Linked DNA regions of Homo sapiens: region 2 is linked to region 1. A link is a loop called in an ENCODE intact Hi-C map of the cell type or tissue named here. Cell type or tissue: heart right ventricle. All regions are shown on one strand. Links, peaks and the distances in the headings refer to the core of each region. The heading gives the core; the rest is flanking DNA.

The links. A loop is a pair of places that touch in the nucleus more often than their neighbours do. Peaks named below come from ENCODE experiments on the same cell type or tissue, not always from the same donor. Only the 100,000 strongest peaks of a DNase experiment are listed, where the experiment ranks them.
Region 2: a loop joins it to region 1, with 15 times the contacts of the local background. A loop is called at or near these places in 100 of 110 quality-filtered maps.

Annotation. Positions count from the first base shown.
Region 1 is chr5:142,144,262-142,146,761 of GRCh38, reverse strand. It overlaps NDFIP1 (Nedd4 family interacting protein 1), which reads right to left. Exons shown (of 8, transcript NM_030571.4): 7 at 2,086-2,191. The coding sequence ends at 2,088. Among named protein-coding and RNA genes, the nearest start is that of NDFIP1, 37 kb to the right of the region's middle. RefSeq lists an enhancer at 1,295-1,384. In heart right ventricle, for the core only: a CTCF peak has its summit at 1,229 (motif pointing right); a DNase peak (open chromatin) is centred at 1,281.
Region 2 is chr5:141,991,218-141,999,388 of GRCh38, reverse strand. No RefSeq gene overlaps it. Among named protein-coding and RNA genes, the nearest start is that of GNPDA1, 18 kb to the left of the region's middle. In heart right ventricle, for the core only: a CTCF peak has its summit at 6,839 (motif pointing left); a DNase peak (open chromatin) is centred at 6,858; H3K27ac peaks cover 458 bases.

The DNA.
Region 1 (2,500 bases), core at 1-2,500:
GATGAAGAAGGTATGCAATCCCCTAATAAAGATTCAGATTTCTTTCTAACTGAAGAACAAAGAGAATAGACAGAGGTGTGATCTCAGTCCATTTAGAAATTCAGAGCTAACATTAGACTACACCTACAGAATTGATGACTTTTTTTAAAAAGAGAAAGAAATCTGTCCCCTCAGTATATCTTGGGTGTCAATGTATTAGAGGGAAAATATTAGGTGATTTCAGCACCCTTCATAAGGAGGACTTGTAGCAACCCAACAGTACTAGCTTTGGAATCCTTGATAGGTAAAAGTTAAACCTAAGGCTAACTATAAATTCCAATCTGATATATAGATGAAAGATGACAATGGTAACTAAATAAAACTGCAAAGAATATCTAATAAGTCTCTTATGTTCTAGACATAAACAAAGACACATTGTAGGCATTAAGGCCCAGGCCAGTGGTATGAATATCCATCTGTGTCCAGACTGTGTGACTGAATTCAAATTCATGACATGCTACACATTTTCAGACATGCAATCAAAGATTCCTGTTTTTTAATAATGAATACTAGTTTTTTTAATAATGAAACTAACTTTAAAAGCAGTTTAAGCCTTCTTTACCTACATACATTTAATTATCCATGTAAAATGCTTAATATATTATCTGACACATGGAAAACTCCATGAGTGTTAATTTTAGTTTACTATACTATGCTTGAAAAAATGTTTGTTATATTCAAGAGGGTCTCATTATATGATTCTGTTGCCTAAAAGCTTTCAATGCTGTTCTATCACCTGGAAAATCAACTATGGTAGATGCTTTATTTTCTTGAAGCATACCTCCTGAGACCACCACAAGTCTTCAAAATTGAGAACCTCACGATTAGTATATGATTGCCTATATAAACTGACACTCTGCGAGTACAGAACAAATTCGTGCTCCACGTGGGCTTAGTCTTGCATTGACCCAACATGTCGCTGGCTCTATCAATTTCATGGTTCTACTGCAAATGGGCTTGGTGCTCAAGGTATCTGAGAAACTTGTTTCAACCTGACTTTTTAGCCTTGACCCTCAATACTCCTTTATGCCCCAATCAAGCTGCTATCCTCTGAACAAGCCCCATACTTCCCTATTTTTGCTCTTCACTCTGCCTCAGATGATTCTGAAATTCTTCCCCACACTCTCCACTATCATGTAAAGTTTATCTGAACTACACCACCTATCCTTTATAATGCTTTGCCTAAGACCTTCAACTGGACTGGCCTCTAGGTGGTGCTCAAGGTTCCACTCTATGATTAACACAGTCCCCAAAGCCCCAAGGAACAAACAGCCAAGTCCAAGAAAGCCTATTAGAACTTGCTACCACAGAGAGCTCTCTCTGGTGTACTCTTTCTCAAGATTCTCTACCTCTTCCTTCAGGCAGCCATTGATGTAAGATGGAGTGTCAGCCTCTGGGGAAAATCATGTGTGAATCAAAGAGCCTTGGCAGGGCTTAGTCCTCCTGTTCTAGGCAAGGGAAAAGGTCCTTTCTCCTCTTTTCTTGAGTTTGACCTTCCTCACATTAGAGTGGTATCAGAATGTCAACCTGAAGAAAGCCATGGGGAAAGCCTCAATGACAATTTTAAAAGATGGAAGACTTGGTGGGCTTGTCAGCAGCCCAGACAAAAGGAGTTCTTAAAGTACTACACAGTCTCTCCAGGTTCTGGGATTTAGGGGCAGAGATGAGTGATTAGGCCTGAAGGGTTCCTTCTGAATGTCATCCTCTGGAACTGGTGCAACAGTAAGCAGTGGCTTCAGGATGCTGGAATTCAGTCAAGCAGCCAAATATCCCAGCTTTCTGATGACTGCTAAGACCCCTGCCTCTTTCACACTGTCAAAGCATGAAGTAATGATTTCTCCTATGGCAGTTTTTCTAATTTGACTTTATCAATAGCTTTTTGTAAAAATCCCTGTTACTAGACAAGAAACTGCTAAAAGGCAGGGACTGTGCCTTCTTTACTTTCTCTATATGCCCCTATCACAGATACTTACTCTAAAACTGAACAGAAATCTACAATGTAGCACATGGTTACACTGGGACTAGAATAAATTTTTTCTTTAATACCTTTAATAAATAAAGAGAACTCTGGTCCTGGGGAGATTTGAGAAAGTTTCTGGCATCTTCCGAACTTTTGCATAATTGATAAATCCTCTGAGAAACAGGAGAAAGCCTAATTTAAAAAAGAAAAGTCATGAATGAATTTATAATTTCCATGTTAAGTCCCCTCCCCAGAAATCCCTCTCCTGATAGCGATACATTGTTATTTTTCTGCTAAAGGTAATCAAAACATTAGCAATTTCCTCCAGAATCTGCAGAGGATTTTCATACCAAATTATCCATCCTTCAATGAGAAGGTATAATGTAAGAGTCAATAGTGTCTTTTGCACATTCAGAATTGAATTGGTCTAAAAAGGAAATAAAAAATAAGATGGAGCCAAACATTTACATATGAAAGCCTCATTGAGAAACATCAAAATCT
Region 2 (8,171 bases), core at 5,641-8,140, 150 kb after region 1:
CAACACGTAGCAGCAGTCCATTCCTTTTTATTGCTGTATAGTATTCCGTTTTGTGGACATATATTTTGTTTATCCAGTCAAGAAGGGTTTAAATTTTAAGTATGTTATAGTAACTACATTAAAATGAGACAAAAAAGGACTTAGTGATGACAGCTAAACTGGAGATACCTGTATGAACTTGAGACCTTAGAAAGATCTGATGTCCTTCCTGAGTCTGTGTTTTCCTGGTGGCTCAACAGCAGTGTACTGCTACAACCAGTGCTTATGCGATCAAGTGGGATGTACACCCCTGGGTCATCTTGGGCTTCTAATACCAGGGCTCCTTGTACAGGAGCTAATATGTTTGGGGGTAGGGATCAGAGTAGGCCTGGAATATCTTGTTACTGGAAATAAGGGTGCTTTCAAAAATGTCTGGGGCTGGCCAGGAGCAGTAGCTCACGCCTGTAATCCTAGCACTTTGGGAGGCTGAGGCGGGCGGATCACCTGAGGTCAGGAGTTCAAGACCAGCCTGGCCAACATGGTGAAACCCCATCCCTACTAAAAATACAAAAAATTAGCCAGGTGCAGTGGCGTGCACCTGTAATCCTAGCTACTGGGGAGGCTGAGGCAGGAGAATCGCTTGAACCCAGGAGGCAGAGGTTGCAGTGTGCCAAGATCATGCCACTACACTCCAGCCTGGGCTACAGAGCAAGACGTCGTCTCCAAAAAAAAAGTCTGGGGCTTGTCCCAGGAAGTCTGGGGATGAAAAAAAACAAAACAAAAATGTCTGAGGCAGTTCTGAGAGGACGAAACAGCCAGTTAAATGGGTTCCCACTGAACAGGTTTTCACAATTTGATCAAAAAGGAAATACTAAATACAGCTGACTGGAACAAGTTGAATTTGTAAAACAGCAAGTTTGATAAGAAAAGGAAAATGTAATATTAAGTGCACACAGAGCTGTATTTCAGGAAGAGTAGACAGAATGTGTTTACTTACATTTAGTAAAAAGTGGCAGTGTTGACATCAATGGGTGCCACCTTCCTTCTATTAGTCTGTTTATAAAGTAGAGGTGAACACAAGAGCCTGGCTATTACCCCTATGGCCTACTCTTCTACTCTTTCCGTCCTTCAGGCCTTGCCTCAAATGTCATTTATCAGATTAACTCTTCCCTGATCCTCCAATATAAAGCTGCAATCCCCAAGTTCCTATCCTTGCCGTGCGCTATTTTCTCAGAACCCTTTACCACTGGACGTGTATTTTGTTTCCCACTAAATGTAAACTCCATGAAGGTAGATGTTAAATACTGCTCTATTCTGCCCCTATAGCAGTGCCTTGATATCTAGAAGGCACTGGTACTTGTTGAACCATAAGCCTGATAGTTGTCCCCATGAGTAGTGATCGTACATAACAATCAGGGGAAATCATGGCATATTACATAATGGATTAGCCAACTGGCCTACTGAGGAGATCTAACTTGGAAAATTTGATGCTTCTTTCCTGGGAACCAAAATCCTTACTGTGATGAGATGCTAATGAAACACGTCCATTTCCGGTAAGATACAGTGTGACAGGATTTAGAGTTATGCAATAATGGGCAGGTAAAACAGAACATAGTACTTTGGACCTCAGGGGAGCCATTACCACCAGCTGGCAGTCATACTACATTAATAATCAGACTAGTCCATTTAGTATCCTCAAAGACTAAATCATAAGGTCCCAAACCTCTAACCCCTCTATCCCAGCTTTCCTTTCAGCTAATGACCTTGAAAACAGAAGCAATCAGAAAAGAATGTCCACGAGTTCCCATCATCACATACCCAGACGTCAGCCCTGCTCTCACACTTGCTGTCTTCCTGTTACCTGCTCCTTGGCCGAGCCCTCTGCTTGCACACCAGATCCCATCCTCTCTTGCCTCCTTGAGGACGTTGCTCTGGCAACACTCCCAACTCTCACCTACAGCATCAAATTGTCCTCTCCTGGACCACTCCTATGGCATTCAAGACAAGATTTAAAAACAAAACTGTACCTCATTTGCCCCCTAAGTACATCCTCATTTTTCTGATCTCCTTTAGAGTAAAGTTTCTAGTTACCCATACTCTGACTTTAATCTCTCACTCTTCTATTCTCTCTTCTCCTTCTGGTATGGTAGTCGCCCCTTCATCCACAGGGCATATGTTCTAAGACCCCCAGTGAATGCCTGAAACCGTGGATAGTACTGAACCTGATAGTTTTTTTTGATACACATATACCTATGATAAAGCTTAATCTATAAACTAGGCGCAGTAAGAAATTTACAAAAATAGAATAATTATAATACACTGTAATAAGTTATGTGAGCATTGTCTCTCTCCCTCTCAAAATCTTATTGTACTGCACTTACCTATTTTTGGACTACAGTTGACCATAGAAAGTGAAACTGTGGATAAGGGGGAACTACCGTATTCCCATTACGCGTAGCTACACTTTGCCTTTTTTTTGGAAACAAGTTCTCTGTTGCCCAGGCTGGAGTGCAGTGGCATGATCTCAGCTCACTGCAATCTCCACCTCCCGGGCTCAAGCGATCCTCCCACCTTAGCCTCCTGAGTAGCTGGGATTACAGGTGTGCACCACCACGCTTGGCTAATTTTTGTATTTTTTTTTTTTTTTTTTTTTTTTTTGTAGACACTGGGTTTTGTCATGTTGCCCAGGCTGGACTCAAACTCCTGGCCTCAAGCAATCGCCTACCTCAGCCTCCCAAAGTGCTGGGATTACAAGTGTAAGACACTACATCCAACCTACACTTTTAAAAATTATCCCACAGTTCTTGGATATTCTGCTGTTTTTAAAAATTTTCCATTCCTTTTTGAAATCTTTCAATTTCAATTTGGGAAGTTTCTATTGACATATCTTCAAGTTCACTGATTCTTTCTGGCTGTGTTCAGTCTTATGAGCCCATCAAAGTCATTCATGTCTGTTTCAGTGTTTTATTTCTAGCTTTTTTTTTTTTTTTTTTGAGACAGAGTTTCGCTCTTGTTGCCCAGGCTGGAGTGCAATGACACGATCTTGTCTCACTGCAACCTCCGCCTCCCGGATTCAAGCTATTCTCCTGCCTCAGCCTCTCGAGTAGCTGGGATTACAGGCATGCACCACCACGCCAGGCTAATTTTGTATTTTTAGTAGAGATGGGGTTTCTCCATGTTGGTCAGGCTGGTCTTGAACTCCCGACCTCAGGTGATCCTCCCGCCTCAGCTTCCTAAAGTGTTGGGATTACAGGCGTGAGCCACTGCACCTGGTCTTTTTTTTTTTTTTTTTTTGCATTTCTTTTTGATTCTAAGTTTCCATCTGTTGCTTATACTACGTGACTATTCTTGCATGTTGTTCATTTTTTCTATTAGAAATCTGGCACATTAATCAGTTATTTTAAATTCCCAGTCTGATAACTCTCAAATTTCTGACATATCTGAGTCTGGCTCTGATGCTCGCTTTGTCTCTTCTTTTTTCCCTTTTAGCATGCTTTGTACTTTTTTACTGAAGCCAGACATGATATATTAGGTAACAAGAACTTACGTAAACAGACCTTTAATGTGAGTTGTATGTTTATCTGGCTAACAGGCTGCATCTGATGTTCGCTGTAGGTGCTAGAGGCTCCAATTTTCCTCAATATCCTTGTCTCCCCTGTTGTCTTTGGGTTTCCCTAGAAATTCCTTCTTAAAATAGAGTCCATGTCTTGCAGCTCTCAGTTGTAATCCACTGTTATCCTGGAGCCCTACTGATGGTATCGTATTGGTGAGAAGATGCACTGCATATTCTTATGATTAAATCTGTCTTTTTTTTTTTTTTTTTTTTTTTTTTTTAGTGGAGACTTGTTTTTTCCTCCTCCTATGTGAGACAGGAAGGCTAGAAGGGGGTTGAGCCATCCAACTGCCCTTCTCCTAAGCTAGAGAAGGCTTCTGCAAGTAGTTTTCCCTGAGAAAACTGTTCTCTGCCATGGAGAACAGAAGATCTGGGGCTGATTTCTTCCTGGATGTATTTCAAAAGGATTACTTTCCCCCTTCCCGTGTCCAAAGCACAAGGGAATTTTCCTGCCATCTTTACAGGAGAACCTAGTGGGTCTCCTCGAGGTAAAACCCACCAAAGTGTGGGGTTCCCTTAGACAAGCTCCCGGTTTTGAACCCTCAAGCTAGTCCACACTTAGCCCACAGCAATATGTTTAAATCTCAATTACTGTCTCCAACAGCTTCTGCCTTAGGTGAGCCGATCTCCATTTTCCTGCCTGTTTTTGCGGTGAAGGTTTGCCCTGTGACCTCAATTCTCTGACAGATGTAAGAAAAGCTGTTGATTATCGGTTTGCTTAGCCTTTTTCTTATTATGAGGACACCCCATTCTTTCTCAAACATACTCTAGATTTGCAACTGCCCTCCACTGAAACAGCACTTGTCAAAGTCCCCAAGGACCTCAATACTGACTGCTTCAATTGTTACAGCTCACAGTACTTGACCTTTTTGCAGCGTATGACACAGTTGATTACTCCTTCCCTCAAACTTGACTTGGCTTCCAAGACACCACACACAGCTGGTTTTCCTACCTCACTGGCCACTGTCTGTCTTTGCTGGTTTTTCCTCATCTCCTTGACTTCTTAGCATCTGGAGTGACCCACGACTCAGTCCTTGGACCTTTCTCTACATAAAACTCACTCCCTTTCTAATCTCATCTAGTCTCATGACTTTAAATGCCATTTACATGTTGACTCCCATAATTCTATCTCTACCCTGAGTTGCTCCCTTGAACTCCGGACTAGAATATCCAACTGCCTGTTTATCATTTCCCCTGGGATAACTACCAGGCATCTCAAACTTACCTGTCCACAACCAAATTCCTGATCTTCAGCCACAGACCTGTGCTACCTACAGGTTTCTCATCTCAACTGCTCAGACAAAAATACCTAGAAATCAACCCTGATGCCTTAATTTCTCATATAGTCAGCCTGTCAACAAATCCTATTAATTTTACCTTCAAGGTAAGTACAGAATCTAACCAGTTCTCAAAATTCTAACTTCTGGCACACTGGTACAAGCCACCTGCACTTCTCACCTGAGCTACTGCAAATGGCCTCCTAACTGGTCTGTTTCCACCTTTGCTCACCAATCCCCTAAAGCACACGCCTGACCCTATCACTCCTCTGCTCAATGGCCCCCTCTCAGAGTGGCAGCCAAAGTTCACACAAGGCTCTATACAGTCTACAGGACCACATGCTTACATCCCGTCTCTCACTCTTCCTGGGTCTGCCTCAGCCCTCACTGGCTACCACACTGTTCCTGGAGCCCTCTTACATGCTCATAGCCCAAGGGCTTTGCCCTTGCTGTCTCTGCCTGGAATTCTCTCCTCCCAGGTGTCCAGAAGGTTCAATCCCACACTGCTGAGACTTTGTTCAAGTGCTATCTTGATGGAGTCTTCTCTACTCTTTAAGATTCCAACATTGCCCTGCCTCCCCTAACTCCCTATTTCTTCTCCCCAACTTCTATGGTTTTTTTTTTTTCTTTTTTTTTCTTTGAGACAAAGGTCTTGCTTTGTCATTCAGGCTGGAATGCAGTGGTGTGATCAAGGCTCACTGCAGCCTTGACCGCCTGAGCTCAAGAAATCCTCCTGCCTCAGCCTCTTGAATGTCAGCTGGGACAACAGGCACATACCACTGCACCCAGCAAATTTTTAGTGTTTTTTTGTTTTTTAAGAGAGACGGAGTCTTACTATGTTGCCCCGACTGGTCTCAAACTCCTGGCTTCAAGTGATCCACTCACCTCAGCCTCTCAAAGCACTGGGATTACAGGAGGGAGCCACTGCGCACGACCCATGGTACTTATCTTCTGATGAACCAGATAATTTACTTAGTGTCTCTTTCCTTCCGCCAGAATTTAAGTTCCACATGGGCAGGGAGATTATGTCTGTTTTATTTACTGCTACATTCTCACCACCTTGAAAAAGAGTAAGGCCCATTGCTGGGTATTCCATCAGTATTTGTTAAATAAGTGAGTTATTCTAGGAAATACTATAGGTTGCAAAAAGTAGAATGGTACTGAGGGTAAGACAATCGCTTTTAAAATTTACATGTATTTATGTTGTATTAGTGTGAGTTTAGCTGCTTTTCCTTTTTTGGTTTGTTTTTATAATGAAGGGAAAAAAGGAGATCCAAGCAAGGAAAAGAAGTGACTGTGTTAACTTTGTACTTAGCAACTTCAGCATCAAATCTCCCTAAGTTTCCAATGTACACAATCTTCTCCAAAGCATCCTCTGGCTCAGAGAAATGTGGGAGTCCTTGGAGTGGTAAATCTTCAGACAACCTGAGAAACTGTACAGTCTAAACGATGGGTGATGAAAGTTGATTATTACCATAAACATTGGCTAAGAATACCCCTAAAGCTCCCATAACCAGATTTCTGACCACACTCAGTCTGGCCTGATTTTTTTAGTTAAGCTAAGGTTTGGGGAGCAGGCTGGCTACTCTTACCAGCATCAGAGGGCACCATGGGGTTACAATTCCTTGGTCCTACTTAGGGGCTTTATATACAACTTAATTTCCCTACTTTGGTGGTTGAAGGTTAAGTGCCACTATCAGGAGTGACACTCTACTATGTAACAATTGCATAAGATGTCAACTGTGGTTCACATACACTTTTGAGTATTTAAAAATTTCTGATAATACTGCTGTTCCTGCCTTGATAGTACTGTTAGATACCATTCTGTCTACTAAAGTATAAAACAGACTATAATGAAATATAATGAGGAAAATTTAAATACCAGAAATTAAATCTACTTCTGTAACAAAACAACATACTCTATACCTGTCTTAACTAGTGACGATATTTTTAGAACATGGGAACTGCTGCCACCTGCTGGTGATGCTTATGGCAAAGTTAATACTAGGTAGGAGGGAGATCCAAACTCCAGTCAAAATTCTGAAATTCCCTTTCAAAGCAGACAGCCACGTGAACAACTTTATTATTATCTCCTCTAATTAACTCTCATTGCTCTTGACAGAAAAAATAAATACAAAGTATATGAAGAGATTACTAATGTAAATTAGAACTGTCTACTACTAAAAAAATGACTTTGGGCAAATGACTTTGGGCTGGGTGCGGTGGCTCACACCTGTAATCCTAGCACTTTGGGAGGCTGAGATGGGTGGATCACTTGAAGTCAGGAGTTCGAAACCAGGCTGGCCAACATGGTGAAACCCCGTCTCTACTAAAAATTAAAAAAAATAAAAAATAAAAAATTAGCTGGGTGTGGTCGTGGGCACCTGTAATCCCAGCTACTTGGGAGGCTGAGGCAGGAGAATCACTTGAACCCGGGAGGCGAAGGTTGCAGTGAGCCGAGATCAAGCCACTGCACTCCAGCCTGGGTGACAGAGCAAGACTCCGTCTCAAAAAAAAAAAAAAAAAAGACTGCTGACTAACACCACAAATCTGTCTGGGAATATGGCTTCTGATACTGAGCCTTTCTTACGTTCACCAGCTCCTCCACAGGTCAACAGGAAGGGATACATCTACTCAACAAACTTCGGGATTTAGCCAAGATGGCAGGCTAATTCTCACACCAGGGCACAGTCTAATGGGTCCAGCTGACTTCCTGACTTGATCAACTTGCCCAGTGTTTAATGATGTTTTTCAAGAAGCCGAGCAGGAAAATTACCAGAACAGGTGAACAGCCTAAAACTGCATACACAGCACTGAAGCATCCTGAGAAGTAACTGATTTAAAGCTACAAAAGACCTCAGTCAAAAAGAAATCACTGATTTGCTGAGCCTGCTAGGATTAGGTAATCTGTCTTCAAAAAGTTTTCTGGCTCCTGCCCAATCCAGATGTACCAAGGTATAATTAATGTTTATATAACAATAAAAACAGATGAGACAACTGTGACAGCTGAGAGGGGTCTAAGGAGACATGATAACTAAATATAATAACGTGGTGTCCTAGAAGGGATCCTGGAACAGAAGAAGGACATTAGGTAAAACTAAGAAAATCTGAATAAAGTATGAACTCTACTTAATAATATCAATACTACTTCATTAATATGACAAATGTGCTGCACTAATATGTTAATAAGGAAAACCAAGTGAGGGGTACATAGGAACGCTGTACAATCTTGGCACTTTTTCTGTCAATCTATATTCTAAAATAAAAAGTTTCTTTTTAAAAAATGGATGGTCTGTTAATAG